Linked DNA regions of Mus musculus: region 1 is linked to region 2. A link is a loop called in an ENCODE intact Hi-C map of the cell type or tissue named here. Cell type or tissue: left cerebral cortex. All regions are shown on one strand. Each heading gives the region's core, and the rest is flanking DNA. Links, peaks and the distances in the headings are about the cores only. Region 1 holds the start of Aamp (angio-associated migratory protein). Region 2 holds the start of Catip (ciliogenesis associated TTC17 interacting protein).

Region 1 (8,324 bases), core at 123-8,122, 74 kb after region 2:
ATTTCTCAGGACTTCTGCTAAAGGAGCTGCTGAGACTTGATGGCCCAGGCAGGTAACCAGGGTCTTCCTCCCTCTCCCTCTGTCTCCAGGCGCCGATTCCCATGGAACATCATCTTGCTCACCATCTTTGTAAGTCTAGAAGGGAAATGGAAGACCTACACTCGGGGAAGGGTTGGGGACACCCTTGTCCTTGGCTGGCCCTGCTCTTGCTTTCCTCTGTGGCTGTTCTTCCCAATACAGTTACCCCCAGCTCCTGCAGGGTCATGGCGACCAGTGTTGAGGCTGTTCTGTGTTGAGCCATACTCAATAGCCCATGCTGTTCTTAACCATTGGCCTCATTCTCTCCTGCCCGCAGACTTTGGCTTTGGGCTTTGTGACAGGCACTATTTCCAGGTATGTTCAGGGACAATCCTCCATGCTCTTGGGGAGGGAATGTCATGGAAGGCTGGATGGACTATGGGCACAATCCTGAACATAGGGAGTCTATTTATGGCTTCTGCCTCTGGCCCATCTCAACGCTGCTTCCTTTTCCCCAGTATGTATGAAACCAAAGCTGTCATCATAGCAATGATCATCACCGCTGTGGTATCCATCTCTGTCACCATCTTCTGCTTTCAGACTAAGGTGAGGATGGGGAAGGCCTTTCTCTGACCATCCTGCCCTCTTACACACACACACACACACACACACACACACACACACACACACACACACACACACACCTTTGGGTTCAGCACTTGGGCAGGCATGGAAGGGTTCAGACCCTTGCAGACTAGGGACTTCCCTAGCCTAATCTCCTGCTCCCATGTCTGTACTTGACAAATTGCTTCCTGTATGATATATGTCCTTAGCATATCACTGTCACTGCCATGTCCCCAAGAGCAGCACTGGGACTCCCCAACTGGGGCTCAGGGTCAGTCCTCTGGGATGCTAAGGATGGCAGTTATCGACGTGCCTCTTTCTCCCTTTCTGCTAGGTGGACTTCACCTCGTGTACAGGCCTCTTCTGTGTGCTGGGAATAGTGCTGATGGTGACCGGAATTGTCACAAGCATAGTGCTGATCTTTAAATATGTGAGTGTCCTGCCAGAAGGGTAGGCAGAACCCAGGCAGCAGACTTCCTGTGGAGCAGGGGCGGGCTCTGGCTCACACACCTCTCCACTGGCCAGTGCAGGCACCAACACAATACCATCCTTTTGGGTTAGGGTATAACAGATTTCTCTCAGGCAGGTGATAAACCACAGCCCCCTTAAGCCCTGGATAGCACCACTTGGTTCCTACAGGAACTGATAGGTTAGCCGAGACCAGGTTTCGTGAAGGACTAAGTTGGGCCTGGATGGAAGTGGCCCCGAGATTGCTGGTTCTGCTGCGTTCTTTGCTTCCAGTCAGCTAAGGCGGGAACACAGGGTTGGAGGGGAAGGATCAAAACAAGAGGTGCTGCCCCCCCCTCACCATGGCTGGTCCTGGTCTGTGTACAGGCACTTGGCAGGAGTGTTGAGTGGGGTGGCAGGTTGCCAACAGGCTTCTCTAAACTGTATCTAAGGTGGGCTGTAGGAGCCAGTGAGCTGCATCCATGGGCTGGCTCCTGGGAGCTCACTGTCACAGGCTCTTCAAACAGCATGCACTGGGCTTGTCTTGTTTCCATGACCTCCAGTAGACATTCCTGGACTTCACTAGCTTTCAGTTGGGCTGATGGGCTAACGTGGACATTGTGGGACAGCCTTTGGCAGATAAATTACAATCTCAGTTTCTCCCAGGATCTAGAGGCAAGATGGGGATCCTGGAGAGGTAGCTTCCCTACCTGCCTCTCTAGCTGGAGTCCCAGGGTCAGCTGGGTCTCCAAGGCCTGCTTTGGCTATGCTCTGCGTGGCTCCCTAATGCCATACTGTGCTATTTTACAGATTTACTGGCTCCACATGGTCTATGCAGCTCTGGGGGCCATCTGTTTCACCCTGGTAAGTTAGTTCCCTCTTCTGGGAGGGGAGCTGAGATGGTGGCTTTTAGGCAGCTTGGGAGGTGGGGAGGAGCCATGGACAATTGTTCTCTTCTTATGTAGGTGTTTTACAAGTTTCTGACATCCCTGTTTTGCTCTGTTCACATTGCTGGCTGGGTAACAGATGTGTGCCAGTCTCTGGTAGACAAGTGAACTGCTCAATGGCAGAAACCATGTAAAAAGCACACTCCTCCCTAGTGACTGACTCCATTAGTGAGCTATATGGCTGGCCCAGGGCTCTCAGGACATCGTGCTGACAGGAAGTGAACCCTGGACACTGAGCTCCTTGGCACTCATGTCTGGTTTCCCTGCAGTTCCTGGCTTATGACACACAGCTGGTCCTGGGGAACCGGAAGCACACCATCAGCCCGGAGGACTACATCACAGGCGCCCTACAGATCTACACAGATATAGTCTATATCTTCACGTTCGTGCTCCAGCTCGTAGGAAGTAGAGACTGAGAGAAAGAGAGATGTCCCTTTCACTGGCCTGGGACTCACCCTTTCCTATTGGGCTGGGCCCTAGGTCCCGTCTCCCCTCAAGTAATCTGCTCAGTTTCCTCTCCGTCCTGGGGATGGGAGGACCTCTGGCTGTGTTCAGTGAGAGCCATGATGCTGGGATCACTGGCACCTCTTAGCCCTTGGTGGGCTTGGTAAGAACTAGTCTGAAGGTGTATCTCCTTCCCTTTACCCATGACGAGTATGCACCAAACTCTGTGTGTGTGTGTGGGTGGGTGTGTGTGGGTGTGTGTAGGGGAGTAGGGAGCCTGTGAACACAGGAGCTCTGAGGGGAAGAGGCTCCCCTCCCACCTCGGCCACAGGGTTCTAGGCTAGGAGCTGGAGCTGTCTCCCTCCTGGATCCAATAAAGCCAGATGCTTTGCCTCCAGCTCCAGTGCTCATAGGCCACTTATGCTGTCTGAACTCTTTAGGCTTGGCATCTCTTAGCTTTAGAAGCTAGAAGAGATCTGTGCCCTGGGGTCTCTCTGTTCCAACCCCATCTTCCAGTAACATGTATCAGTTATTTATCTGGCTAGGGGAAAAAAGACAGTGAGCAGAGTTTCATCAGTATGGGGGCTAAACCAGAATGGCATCCACCCTGCCTGGCGCCCAGCCTGGCTACCATCCAGACCCAAAGTGCCTTGGGGCCTTCTGAGGCTTTTAAAATCGGACCTAGAGGGACCTCCTATTTTGCTCTGACACACAGAGGTGGATTGTGGGATTCTGGGTGTGGCTGGGAAGCAGTCTGGGTGAGAGATAAGTGGGGACAGGGAAAGCGCCTTGGGTGCCCTCTCTGGTCTGAGAAACACTGAAGTCTACTCTGGTACACAAGTTCAATCTGTTCTGTATTCCCATTGGGAGATTTCAGACTAAAACCCCCTCTTCAAGCCAGCTGCTGCTTTCTATGTAATCCAAGTGCCTCCTCCGGCTGGTACCAGGATGGGAACAGAAGCCGGTTTATCAGGTGGGGTAGAAACCTTACTAGCCCAAGGACATAGTTAGAGCTATTCTGTCCAGTACTTGATTCTGAATATATCACAGAGGGACACAACTAGAAATGTAATAAAGTTTTATGTTTGGCAGGAAGACCCTTGAGTTGCTGTGGCTTTCTTAACTCTAAGGTGGGAACCCAGTATTTGGAAGAAAGACTTTCCTGAACAGTTCTTGGTGGTGGGTGAGACAGGCTGCTGCAATGGTAAAAGCTGCCTGAGGAACGGAGCTCAAGTCTGCAGCACTGGCTCCAGGAGCACTGGCTCCAGAAGGGGCTTCTCAGCCACCCCGCAGGATCACGTGTATGCCATGAACCCTCTGTAAAACTTGCCTAGCTTTAACTCCCCCGGGAAGCTCCATCTTTATAGGAAAGGGGCTAGACCATAGCTTTAGAATCTCTTGGAAACTAGTTTCTCTTACAAAGGAGGAAAACATGGCCCAGAGAGGTTGACATATTTAGATGCACTTTTTTTTTTCTTTTTTAATTTTAAATTTTCTTCCACATCCTGAATGCTACATTTGATTTTTGGTTTCTTTTGTTTGGGGGGGCAAGGTCTCTTTATTATTTTGCTCTGGCTGTCTTGGAACCCTGGCCTCAAACTCAGAGATCCACCTGCCTCTGCTTCCTGAGTGCTGAGATTAAAGATGTCCACGCCTGACTAATTTTAACCAGTACGCCTGACTAATTTTAACCAGTTTCAGCTGCAATGGGTAGCTACCCTCCTAACTAGTGGCTCTAAGACTTGGGTCTCCAGAGCCTGCTCCTAGGCTTGCCGTGGCTCCGTCAGCCATCTGGGAACACAGATGGGTCAGTGAGGGAACAGGGAATGAGCAGCTATTTCCACTCTGACCCGCCCCTCCTGGGAACTTACAAATTCAACCTGGCCTCCTTTCCGTGTCAGTACTTAATAACTTTATTTGCATTTGGCTCCTTCCACGGTGTGGAAGAGTTGGGTGCTGGCAGCAGCTTGGGCATCCTGCGCCCTCTGGTGGGCCTCAGGAGCCATGGCCACACAAGACGGCAGTCAATAGTCTAGCACAAGGTTGCAGTGATCCTCACTCAGGTCTGGGCCCCAGACCCAACCTCAGGGAACTGGGCTTGTTGGGGTGAAGCCCTGAACCTCTGGCTCTCATACTCGCCCGTGTTGGACACCCGCATGTTCTGACGAGCTTTCATCTGCTTCAATCGGTCCTTGTCCACTTCCTGCTTGGTGAGGACGAAGAAGAGGATACCACAGGGGAAGCCGATGGCCCTAGGGATGGGGAGATGTGTACCGGGTTTGGGCAGGGACTGGCACTGAGCCAGAGGAGCTAGAAGAATCAGGCCAGCTTTGTCACTTGTACAAATGCTGTGGTGAGACATCTTACGTCTACCTGTCCTTTGTGCTGAGTGCTGGAGGGACCCCACAAACCAGAGCCTCCTGCTGCTGCCTGCTTTAGACAACCGTAATAGTGCTCTATTACATCCTAGCCAACTCCAAACTCCTAGGCATAGTACTCAAAGCCCAGTGTGGTCCTACCTACCTCTTCATTTCTCCTCTGACGGCTGATATTCATGAGTCTCTTCACTTGTGTTGAATGCTTCTGTGTGATAGCCTAAGTAGCCCAGGCTTGCTCTGAGTTAGCAAAGGACCTCCCTGCATACACTGTCTCATGTCCCGTGCCAGACCTCTTTATTTTTCTTTATGGTGTTAAGCTTGTGCACAACCACTAAGGTACATCGACCAACTCTCAGTCTTAGCAGCTACAACTGAAAGAGGGCATTGGTAAGGGCCAAAGAACAGGAAGCCACAAGAGCTGGTGACAATCACAGCTGGGAGCCTCTGTTCCCTCCTTGGAGGGATGGAAATGCAAGGTTTACCTCAGAAAGCTTCAAACGTTATATGGCAAAGTATTGTCATACCTCAGACATTGGATGGAAAAAAATGTTAATTTCCCTTCCTTTTACTTTAGTGAGTGATAATCAGTAATATGTATTAAGGCCAGAATCAGATCCACAGAATTCACAGAAACACGTCTAGCTTCTACACAACGCAATCTGACACTTAATTACTGGGATTGGAATGTGACCCCTGCTCCCAAAGGGAAGGATGAATCCAGTGACTCAAATTCAAATCAGATCAGCTCAATTTGCTCCACAGAAAAGCCACTATCCCCCAATTTTACATATTTTTCCACCCTAGCCCCCCCCCCCCTTCTGAGAGTCCATCCCTTGACTCCAGCAATTTCCTTCCCTTGGATTCAGCTCTCCACCCGCATTTCAGAGAAGTTTCTAGGTCCCCACACCTTTCAATGCACTCCCCACTGGTAGGCAAAGGGAGCAGTTAAACTCACCAGGCTAGCCCCACGGCTTTCATGGGGTTCTTGCCCCTCTTTCTGGGAATGTATTCTAGCTCAGGGGAGAGGGGCTCGGGCTCCTCCTTGCATTCTGGTGAGCTGTGGCTCTGCAGTGCTCTGGTCCTGTTCTGGGAAGCCTTGTTAGCTGTGGCTCCAGAGAGGATCCCTGTGAATGAAAGTATGGCATGTCAGTATGGGAGATGAGGAAGGGGAGTGACTGCAGTCTGGAGTAACAAGTGCAGTGAAGAATCTAAAGAGAAATGGGAAAATCGCCATCGGGTGACACCTTTGGAAGGCTACTTAAACGTCACTGCGGGCTCCTCACCCTGGTGCCAAGGCAGTGAGCTTCGCTGCTGTTCTATTCAGAAGTCAGGCTGGGAAGGACTGCAGAGGAACTCACCGGAGACATACGTATGAAGGAAATCCGGGGAACTGTTTTAAAACTGCAGGACCTTAAGCTATCCTTAAGGATAACTAACTCCATCCCGTCGAAGAGGAAGCTGAAGCCCGAAGACGAGCTGCTTCGCACAAGGTCAAACCGCTAATTACTCAGTGCTAGAACTCAAGCCTCCAGATGCCCAGGGCTCTTTCCTCTGCACTGCGGTGAGTGTGAAACCCCTGGGGCGCGGGAGTCTAAAGGTTTCTTTGGTACCCTCTCTAGCAATAAGACCCTAGACACGCCGCGCAACCTAAACGCAGGAGTTGGACTGGGTGACCTCTAGAGCATCTTTTCACCCCCAGACTCTCTAAGATCTTGCAGAGAGGTGTGGGCAGCAATTGGCATGCTGACTTCCTGCTGTCGCGCTGGGTGGGATATAAAGGAAACGGAATCTTTTAAAACCCTGCCCTCCCGAGGGTCCCTCTCCTTACCCCGGAGGACGCGGGCATTTCTCGCCCCCCGGCCCTTCAGCGCCGTAGCAGCTACCACCGCCGCCATGTTCGGGTCCCACCCCCCTTCACTGCGCTCCCCGTCGGGAATTGTAGTTTGCGTAAGGGGCCTCCCCCGCGCCTTCCGTCCTGCCTACAGAGCAAAAACTACATTTCCCAGAAGTCCGCGTAGCGGGCCCCGGAGAACTACTCCTCCCAGGAGACCCTGGAGGCGCGCACGCTCGCTTGTTTCCCTTCAGCTGGGGGCGGAGTCATGTAAGGTGGAGCTTGGGCTCTCCCGCCACGCCCCGGCCTGGTCATCCTAGTTCTGCCTTATGATTGGCGGCTCTGTTAGTCCACCACTGTCGCCATTGGCCCGGATGCCGTCGCTCTTTCGGCCGGGAGTCACCTACGCCTACTTCCTCCCGGGAGGAGGGGCTCGAGTTCCGCGTCGTCGCGCAGAGCTGACTCTGGGAGGCGTTTGGGCCCAGAGAAGTGGATCGGTAGCTTTCGCCGCATGGAGTCCGAATCGGAGAGCGGAGCGGCCGCTGACACCCCGCCTCTGGAGACTCTGAGCTTTCACGGAGATGAAGAGATCATTGAGGTGGTAGAGCTGGATCCAGGCCCGCCGGACCCGGGTGAGAACTGACGCTCCTGAGGCCACGGGACAAGAGGCGCTCACCCCTGGCCTCTGACCCCTGCTTCTCCCCAGTCCCCCCTCCCCCCTTCCCTACCGGTCGTTCCTACCGACATTTCTCTCCCAGACCTCCTCCCCTACCCCCCACCTTTAGTTTCTAGGCCTGGCTGGGTGGGGGTTCCCTGACGCCTCCCCTAGCCCTTCCCCTCACACACCCCCTTCCCATCATGCCCTCTGTCCTCTCTTCCCACACGGTCGCTGGCCAACACCAGATCTTCAGACCTAGCCTCTCTCCCCCTCCCCGCCCCCCAAGTGCTCTCTTCCTGCTCGGTACGTGTGAGACAACATCTTAACCTTTGGCCACACGACCCACCCTAGCTTCACCTTTTTCATTCTTTAACCCTTACCCCATTCCTTGTATTATCTTTGGAGCTCCATCTTTTAACGCTTCTCTCAAAGCAGATGATCTGGCCCAGGAGATGGAAGACGTGGACTTTGAGGAAGAGGAAGAAGAAGAAGAGGGCAATGACGAGGGCTGGGTCTTGGAACCCCAGGAAGGGGTGGTCGGTAGCATGGAGGGCCCGGATGATAGTGAGGTCACCTTTGCATTGCACTCAGGTAGGCCTTTGAACATCTCAGATCAGTGCAGATGGGCTTTTGAGTATGGCCTGTTGGTCCTAGGCAGCTATTATAAGAGACCAAAGTGAAAGCCACCTACTTTGGCCTGCAGGATATTCAAAGGAAGGGCCATAGGGCACTGGGGTTAAGTGTGACCCCTGGGTTCAAATCCTACCTCTGCTGTTTAGCAGTCTGTCAGCTTTGTTAGCTTTCTGGATCTTGGTATTCTTTAAAATATATATATATATATATATATATATAAAATCTTGTATGAAAGTGAATGGAAGTAACCTAAGTGGAAATTAAAGGTAGTTTACATTCCAGAAGGGGCATTAATAATAATCTCGGATGCCAGCCTCATGAAACTCTCATAACTTAATTCATAC
Region 2 (8,324 bases), core at 32-8,031:
GAAGGTTGTAAGCTGCCATGTGGGTGCTGTGAGCTGATCTTGTGTCTTCTGCAAAACCAGTAAGTGCTCGCAACCACTGAGACATCTCTCTGCCCTCACCTTGGTTTTGAGACAGGCTCTCTCTCTCACTGGGCCCTGAGGCAGCCTGATGCACTCAGGCTGTCTTTACTGCTGCAGTTCTGGGATTATATGTGTGCAGCATTTACATGGGCTTGGGGATCAAAGTCAGAGCCTCATCATGCCCCACTGAACGTCTCTCCAGCCTTAGAAGGCAGGTGTTTAGAAAGCAGGCTTCCATGAGTCTTTTCTGTGTAGTGACCTTTATGTACAGAAGGTTGCTTCCCACCTTTTCGTTCCCACTTATCCCGGGTGCTCTGTTCTCACTCTTCTTCCTACCACGTTTGTCTAACTGCTGTTGCTCCAGTGTACTTCATTTTGCCCTCAGGACCTAGACCCAACCCACCTTGCTTACCACCCTCCCACATCACATCTGTGTTTCCCACCTCAGTGGCCTTCATGACCCTTCTAGTTCTCCCCAGGTTGATTCCTTTGCCCAGAGACAGTACTCACGTAGGTGCAATGGCAGAGCTTGCCCTCCGAGTCTAAGGCTAGGAAGCGAGCCCCACTGGGCACCGACTGCTGCCAGGCCATCACTCTCAGCAGCACCACATTGGCTGCACTGGAGACAAAGCCCTTGAATGTTTTATAGGGGAAAACAGAGACTCCGGTCTTCGTTTCCTGTTTGGGGCAGATCTTGGAGCTCAGAAGAGGCAGGAGGTGTTGGAGCAGGGTGTTGGTTATGTAAGCACCTGACCTCGCACAGCTCGTCCCTGCTGTGGTTCTGAGGATGTGGGAGGGGTTCCCACTTGGCTTTCACTCTTACCTCACCCTCCTTGACACTTCTGGTCACAACAAACTGGCCATCCTGCTTCAGGACGCTCATCTTCCTCTCCATGGGAAGGACAGGGAACTGAAGAGCAGAGCACACAGGAGAGACAATCACGTGCTCGCCCTTGAGAGGCTACCTCCCATCCTATCTTCGACGCTGTTTGTCTGTGGTTTGTTTTTCTGAGAGAAAAAAAAATAGTTCAGAATGGCCTGGAACTCCCTATGTAGCTCAGGATAGCCTTGTACTTGCAACAATTCTCCTGCCTCAGCCTCCTAAGCACTGGGATTATAGGCAAATGCAGTCAATCTTAGTTTTTTATAAACAAAATAAGACAAAAGTCCCTGTCTTGATAAATAAAAAAGATAAAATAAGACAGGCAGGCAGGCGGGCAAGCAGACAAAAAGATGAACAAAAAGCCTCATAGCCTGGTGTGGTGGTCCTCATAGCCTGGTGTGGTGGTCCAGCACTTGGGAGGGGGGTCAGGGGTTCCAAATCACCCTCAGCTACACACCATGTCTGAGGCCAGTCTAGTTATGAGACTGCCTCAAAATAGGAAGGAAGGGGAGGAGAGGGAGGAAAGGAGATCTTCCATTTATGGTGGAAGTCAGAAATAGGCCCATAGTATGTAATAGGAAAGATGAACAGCTGTAAACCTCAGAACGGAACACAGGCTGGAAGCTGGGAACAGATTCTCTGAGAAGGCTGTTAGGCCCAAGTCATCTCCCATGTTTAGACAGGGCATGGCCCCACAGAGGAAGTTTCTGAAGGGACTGGGTGAAGAGGATAGAGCCAGATTTGGAGGCTAAATAGTGACAGGCTCTGGGAAAGGTCAGGTCACGTGGCTCTGGGAAGTGGACCAGGCTTTCAGGCCGGAGGAGGCCAGTGGGCTGGGCTCGGTTTGTGCATCCAGACAACATCAGCAGCAGTAATGGAGGTGACTGGTTATCAAACCAACCGTGTGTGGTGCAGGTTCGGGCTGGTGGGATATGGGAGTGTGATATTCTCCAGAGGTCCCTCCCACCCTCGTAAAGCCCATGTTCTGGCTTACCCTGGAGCAGGGGCAAGGCTGGGGGAGGCTGGGAGTAAATACCTTGATGAACTCCTGACTGTGCTGTTCCATCAGCTCCAGATTGTTGTTTAGGTAGCCTGGGGTACAGGGAGGCACTGATGTCATAGGATGGACGCTAGGGAACGGGCTGGCCCAGGCTGGGGCAACGTGGCCATGGGAAAATGACAGGGTGGTCAACACTGTTCTTGTCCTGGGTATGTGACTGGGAATGACCTCCCCTCCTCCTCCCTCTCCTCTCCCCCTTCCTCTTCTTCCCCTCCCCCAGGCTTTACCCTCTCCCAGGTAAGTCAAGGGGCAGGTCCCAATTAAGGACCTATGGATTGGAATGGGGGTGGGGCGTGGAGAGAAGATGTGAGGGACAGGCAGCAGTCAGGGCTGTACCTAGGAGGGAGCTCCCACACAGCGATTTGTCTAGGAAGCCGCGGCTAGAGGCGTGGACCAGTAGACAGTGGGTCAGGATCCCTATGTCGTCCTTGTACTTCCCCCTCTGCACCTCAATGGTCAGTTCTCCCTGAGGTTCCCCTGTGTCTGAGAGGATGGCCAGAGTCTCCGGGAAGAACAGGAGCATATCCTCCAGCCCTGGGTGGTGCAGAGAAGCTGTCTCTCCAGGCCCAGCCTCTAGACCCCACACCACCCACTCACCCCTTGTCACGTCTCCCATCTCCTAACCAGCCCCGTCACTCCTCCTTGTCATCACTCGGTGCCAGCTGGTAAAGCTCTCCCCGACAGGCTTGTCCCTCCATGTTCATTAGCAAACAGGTCTTTTCTGAATCTCAAGAGGATCGGGTGGAGAGAGAGACTTGTACCTCTCCTCCCCACGCCTGCCCCACCATCTGGCTCACAGAAGGAGTTGAGAAAGCTGATGGCTTCAGCATTGGCTTCTGGGAATGGCTGCTGCTGCTGCCGCTGCTGCTGCTGTTGCTGCAGCTGGCCTAAGTGATGCTGGTCCTTGGCTTTGGAAACTACAAGAGGAAGAAAAAGCTAATAAGTCAGACTCTAGAGAAAAGGGTAGAGTAGGTAGGGATACCTGGTTCTGATCCCCATCCCCAAAAGTTAAATTTGCGAAGACCACACTTTGGTGGGTTTGCAAGGGACAAATACCCCTTCTCCCTCCACCCACAGACCAGAAGTCCATTCCTCACCAGTGGGGGAAACTTTGGAAGACATTTTATTGAGGCTAGTCAGTCTGTGACTAGTAGTCTCCATGGCAACCAGAAAGCTAGGTACTGCCTCTTAAAGGGCAATCAACCCACTTTACTGAACCTAGATTTGTCAAGCTTTGGGGCTCAGCCCAAGCTTAAGAGGTTGTCCAGCAGAGGGAGCCTTTGACATTCTTAAGAGGCTGAGGGAAAGCAGGTCTTTACAACTTCCTTGGGAATTCATGGACGAAGGGGGCTAGAGAGGTGGCTCAGCGGTTGAAAGCAGTGGCTGCTTTTCCAGAGGGCCTGGGTTTGAATCCCAGCACTCACAAGATGGCTCACAACTGTCTCTAGTTCTGTAGGATCCAACACCCACTTCTGGACTCCATGGATACCAGAGACATACATGGCACACACACAAACATCCAACAAAACACCCAAATATATAAAATATAATAATAATAATAATAATAATAATAATAATAATAATAATAATAATAATAATAATAATACAAAGAAGTAGTAGACTAAACCAGAAGTAGTGACTTGTGCCCATAAACCGGGCACTCATGACTCCTGGGCCGGACCTAGGCTCACACACAGAATCCACTTCAAGGTTGGACAACTGTCTTTGTGTGCTACAGTCCCAATAAAAACAGTCTCCTATCTCCTGAGCCTCAGGTTCCCATTCATTGCCTTTACGATGGTGGGAAAGCCTTCGCACTCAGTAGAAACTGTTTCTAATTCCCAGGTTCACCAAGGCTGTTCATCTTCTTTTCTGCAAGCTGCAACTTTCAGAGGGGCCTCTGTGACTCACCTATGAGCTTGGATGCCTCCTCATCTTACTGGGACTGTCATCATTGAGGCATGTAGGCATAATGATGGTCACGCTGAGAGGGACAGCAAAGTCTTTTCTCTTTTGTCTTTTTTGTTTTCCTTTTTGGTTTTTCTTTTTTCTTTTTGATTTTTTCAAGACAGGGTTTCTCTGTGTAGCCCTGGCTGTCCTGGAACTCACTCTGTAGACCAGGCTGGCCTCGAACTCAGAAATCCTCCTGCCTCTGCCTCCCAAGTGCTGGGAACTTTCTTTGTTTTTAAAGATTTATTATTATATCTAAGTACACTGTAGCTGTCTTCAAATGCACCAGAAGAGGGCGTCAGATTTCATTATGGATGGTTGTGAGCCACCATGTGGTTGCTGGGATTTGAACTCAGGTCCTTCGGAAGAGCAGTCAGTGCTCTTAACCACTGAGCCATCTCTCCAGCCCCTTGTTTTGTTGTTTTGAGACAGGGTCTTATATATCCCAGGCTGACTTCAAACTTAATGAAGCAGAGAATGACCTTAAATTTCTGACCTTCCTGTCTCTTTCTCCTGAGTCCTACAATTACAGGCAGGCGTGTGCCACCATTCCCAGGTTATGAGGCACTGGGGGAATCGAGCCTAGGGCTTACTATGTGGCTCAGGCTGTCCTAGAGATAGTTATTCTGCCCCTGCCTTCCGAGTTTTGGGATCACAGGTGTGCACTACCATGCTTGGCTGATGTAGGCTATGACCTCATATGGAGGTAATATGTGGGTTTTATGGAGAAGAAAACTAAGGCAAAGAGAGGCTAACTGGCTTCACTCGTCACACAGCTAATCCTTCACAGCCAAGACTTGACCAGAGGCAGTCAGACTGAGTCTGCATTCAGGCAGCAGCTGGATAGGATGGTGCTGGGTTGTGATTCTAGCACTTGGGAGGGCTGGGCAGGAAAATCAGAAGCCCAGGTCATCCTCAGCTACGTATTGAGTTTGAGGCCAGTGGGTTGCAATGCGACTCTGTCTCAAAAACTGAAAATAAAACCAGGAAGTGGTGATGTACACCTTTAATCTCAACACTCAGAGGCAGAGGCAGGGGATCTCTTTGAGTTTGAAGCCAGTCTGATCTACAGAGTGAGTTGCAGCATAGCCAGGGCTACACAGAGAGACCCTGTCTTAGAAAGAATTAAGCAGCAAGGAAGTAATAGGTGGTAGAGGAATGGGTGGGAGAGGAGTGGGTGGTAGGCGATGCCGTGAATGGAAACTTCTGGTTAACAGCACCTGAAGTGATTAAATACAGACTTGGAGGAGTGGCTACAGGACTCATACATTTGATTTGTACTCATGCTGTGGACACTTGATCGCCATCTGGGCATGTTGGAGTTGATGTTATGTCTAATACACACAGTTCAATATGATAGCCAGGACCTCAGAAAATTTCTTGACATGAGCTAGCCTTAGACACTGAAGGGTTATTCCAACTCATACTCATCCCAGTTAGGATAAAGCTCCTCCATATTACATTTTAGAATCCATTACATTTGTTGCATTTATTTGTGGAGGGGGAGGGGTGCACCACACTGCACGTATCTGGAGCTCAAGGACTTCTGGGAGTTAGTTCTCTCTGTGTGAGTCCTGGGGTGTCAGGCTTGGTGGCAGGTGCCCCTATCAAATGAGCCATTTTGCTGGTCGTTTTGTTTTCTTCAGACAAGGTTTCTCTATGTGGTCCTGATAGACACTAGCCATTTATGTTTTTATTTTTATTTTTTCTTTGTTTTTTGAGACAGGGTTTCTCTCTATAGCCCTGGTTGTCCTGGAACTCACTCTGTAGACCAGGCTGGCCTTGAACTCAGAAATCTGCCTGCCTCTGCCTCCTGAGTGCTGGGATTAAAGGCATGCACCACCACTGCCCGGCTGACACTAGCCATTTTTAAAATTACATTTTTAGCTAGGCATGGTAGTATATATCTTTAGGCCCAGTATTCAAGAGGCCAACCTGGTCATCACAGGGACTTCCAGGACTAGCCAGGGCTATAGTTTGAGATTATTCCTAAAAAAAAAAAAAAAAAAAAAAAAAAAATTAATTAAAAAAAAAAATAAAAAGGCAAACCCTATTGCTTTCATAATATAAATGTATATAATGTTAGAAAAAAAATCTTCCTTCTTAGTCTATTGAGTGCTGGGATTATAGGCATGTACCAAGACACTTCTTTTTAAAGACAGGGCATCATGTGTCTCAGGTTGAACCAAAGTGCTTTCTGTAGTTGTGAATCCTGTGGAATACCTGATCCTCCTGACTCTGTGTCCTGAATACCGGGACTAGAGGTGTAGACCACCATGCTTGGCTCACGAGACATTGGGGATTCATGAATGTAAGGCTTCCCTTCCAGCCCCTAAATTGATTTGGTTATCAGAATAAAGTTAAAGGGACAAGGAGCTGCTATGGATATGGCGCAGGGGTACAGCCTGGTCTACAAGCCACAGCCTCTAGGATGATCCCCGCCATGTCTAAGAAACAAAGAAATAAAGACCCGCCAGGGCATGGTTGGACATGCCTGTAATCCCAGTGTTTGAAAAACATTTTAAGATTTATTTATTTTATTGTTATTTTGCATATGGGTGTTTTGCTTGCATGTAGATCTGTACACGCTTTGTGCCTGTGGAAGCCAGACGAGGGCACTGGATCTTCTGGGTGTGGTTGCTGGATGTGGGTGTTGGAAACTGAACTGAGTCCCCTGCAAGAGCAGCAAGTGCTTTCAACATTGAGCCTCCTCTCTAGCTTGTTTGGTTTGGATGTTTGTTTGTTTGCTACTTTTCGGTTTGCATTCATTATTATTGTGAGGCACTCCCAGCCAGTGAATATATACCGGAGCACGATGACAAGCTGGATACAAGTTGAGGGCCTTGAATGGGACAAACAGGCTCTGGCGGATGGGGTAGGCACCTACTGAGCAATATCCAGTGACCTAGAGGAAGCGTCTGTGCTGAACTCAACAGGATCAACAACATGTTCAGGGCTCACAGCAAGCTTCTTGTCTTGGTACCATTATCATCTCCATTGGCAGATGACAAACCCAGGTTCAGAAAGGCCAAGCCACCTGCCTGTAAATGGAAAATGTGGACTCCAACCTACCTGGGGCTCCAGAGACCTTGTTTGTTGTTGTTCTTTTTGTTTGCTTGTTTGTTTGTTTGTTTGTTTGAGACACGGCCTCAATATATAGCCCTGACCAGTTTGGAACTTGCTATATAGACTTGTCTGGCCTCAAAATCACAGAAATACCCCTGCCTCTGCCCCTAAGTGTTGGGATTATGTGTTGAAGATTGGTTCTAATGTTTTGATTCAACCGAGAATCTGCATGTCCAAATGCTGAAGGTCCTTGTCTCCAATTTTGATCCATCAGTAAAGATGCCAGAGGCTAACGGCTGGGCAAAGGGAGATGGGGGGGGGGGGCTGGAAGCATGATGCTACATATGGTGTGCAACATGGTAGGCAAGAACCCACTATTAAACATAATTTAGGTATTCTGGGATAGAAAACACACCTGCAAATGATTTAAGTCTAGGAGAGGAGAGAACTGGTTCCTTATTAAGTGGAGCTAAGTCACATGGTTCCCACACAGAAAACTAGAACAAAGGAACACAGCTGCCACAGAAAGCCTCAGCTCAGAGATGCTGGGAACTCCTGCTGTGCAAAGAGGCTGGCTGGTTCCCTGGCCTGGTGCTAGGAAGAAGGCAATGAGAAGCAGACAATAAAAGCTGCCTGTCTCCAGCCAGCAAATAATCAAAGAATAGAAATTTTTAAGTTTGATTTAATTGCTTTTTTTTTTTTTTCCAAAAAAAATTATTTATTATATGTAAGTACACTGTAGCCATCTTTAGACATTCCAGAAGAGGGAGTCAGATCTTGTTATGGATGGTTGTGAGCCACCATGTGGTTGCTGGGATTTGAACTCAGGACCTTTGGAAGAGCAGTCAATGCTCTTACCCACTGAGCCATCTCGCCAGCCCAATTTAATTGTTTTAAGGATAGAAGAGTGTATAATGGTAATTGTTTAAATGTTCTTAAATATACTTTAAAGAAATTTAAAAGTCTTGCCAAGGCAAACTCTCAAATGGGTCTGCATGGGATTTCTGGGATTTCCTAGTCTGGCATGACAGAAACAGAGCCTGGAAATAGGTTTATACTGTAAGTAGAAGGGAACTTAATTAAAGTTAAATACAGAGGTGCATAAATATGGAGGCTTTCGATCCTTATAGGTCAAAGAGCAGGAGCTGGTGAAGAAGCGCTGCTTCAATGGTTAATATTTGCTTACACTGCTTTAATTGCTTTGAATTATTTTAATTATCCAAATGCATGTGGTTAGGAGCTTGGTGGTTATATTAAAGTTCCTCTGGGTGAGAGGTCAAGTTATACCTTTAATGATTTCCAGTT

Evidence for each region. Hi-C counts contacts between places; a loop is a spot of excess contacts. Peaks named below come from ENCODE experiments on the same cell type or tissue, not always from the same donor. Only the 100,000 strongest peaks of a DNase experiment are listed, where the experiment ranks them.
Region 1: a loop joins it to region 2, with 3 times the contacts of the local background. A loop is called at or near these places in 7 of 42 quality-filtered maps.

What each region holds. Positions count from the first base shown.
Region 1 is chr1:74,283,500-74,291,823 of GRCm38, reverse strand. Aamp (angio-associated migratory protein) reads left to right here and starts at 7,086. Exons shown (of 11, transcript NM_146110.3): 1 at 7,086-7,321; 2 at 7,783-7,938. The coding sequence starts at 7,201. Pnkd (paroxysmal nonkinesiogenic dyskinesia) reads right to left here and starts at 6,790. Exons shown (of 10, transcript NM_001039509.1): 1 at 6,687-6,790; 2 at 5,814-5,982. The coding sequence starts at 6,753. Tmbim1 (transmembrane BAX inhibitor motif containing 1) reads left to right here. Exons shown (of 12, transcript NM_027154.5): 7 at 90-129; 8 at 356-393; 9 at 537-624; 10 at 977-1,072; 11 at 1,900-1,953; 12 at 2,306-3,577. The coding sequence ends at 2,452. In left cerebral cortex, for the core only: CTCF peaks have their summits at 4,400, 6,921 and 7,123; DNase peaks (open chromatin) are centred at 6,447, 6,952, 7,515, 8,002 and 4 more places; H3K4me3 peaks cover 2,224 bases; H3K27ac peaks cover 1,559 bases.
Region 2 is chr1:74,356,963-74,365,286 of GRCm38, reverse strand. Catip (ciliogenesis associated TTC17 interacting protein) reads right to left here and starts at 3,152. Exons shown (of 10, transcript NM_001379457.1): 1 at 3,101-3,152; 2 at 2,765-2,920; 3 at 2,340-2,537; 4 at 1,980-2,035; 5 at 884-970; 6 at 571-738. The coding sequence starts at 3,125. In left cerebral cortex, for the core only: CTCF peaks have their summits at 3,261 (motif pointing right) and 4,219 (motif pointing right); DNase peaks (open chromatin) are centred at 1,571, 2,684 and 3,247; H3K4me3 peaks cover 338 bases; H3K27ac peaks cover 1,501 bases.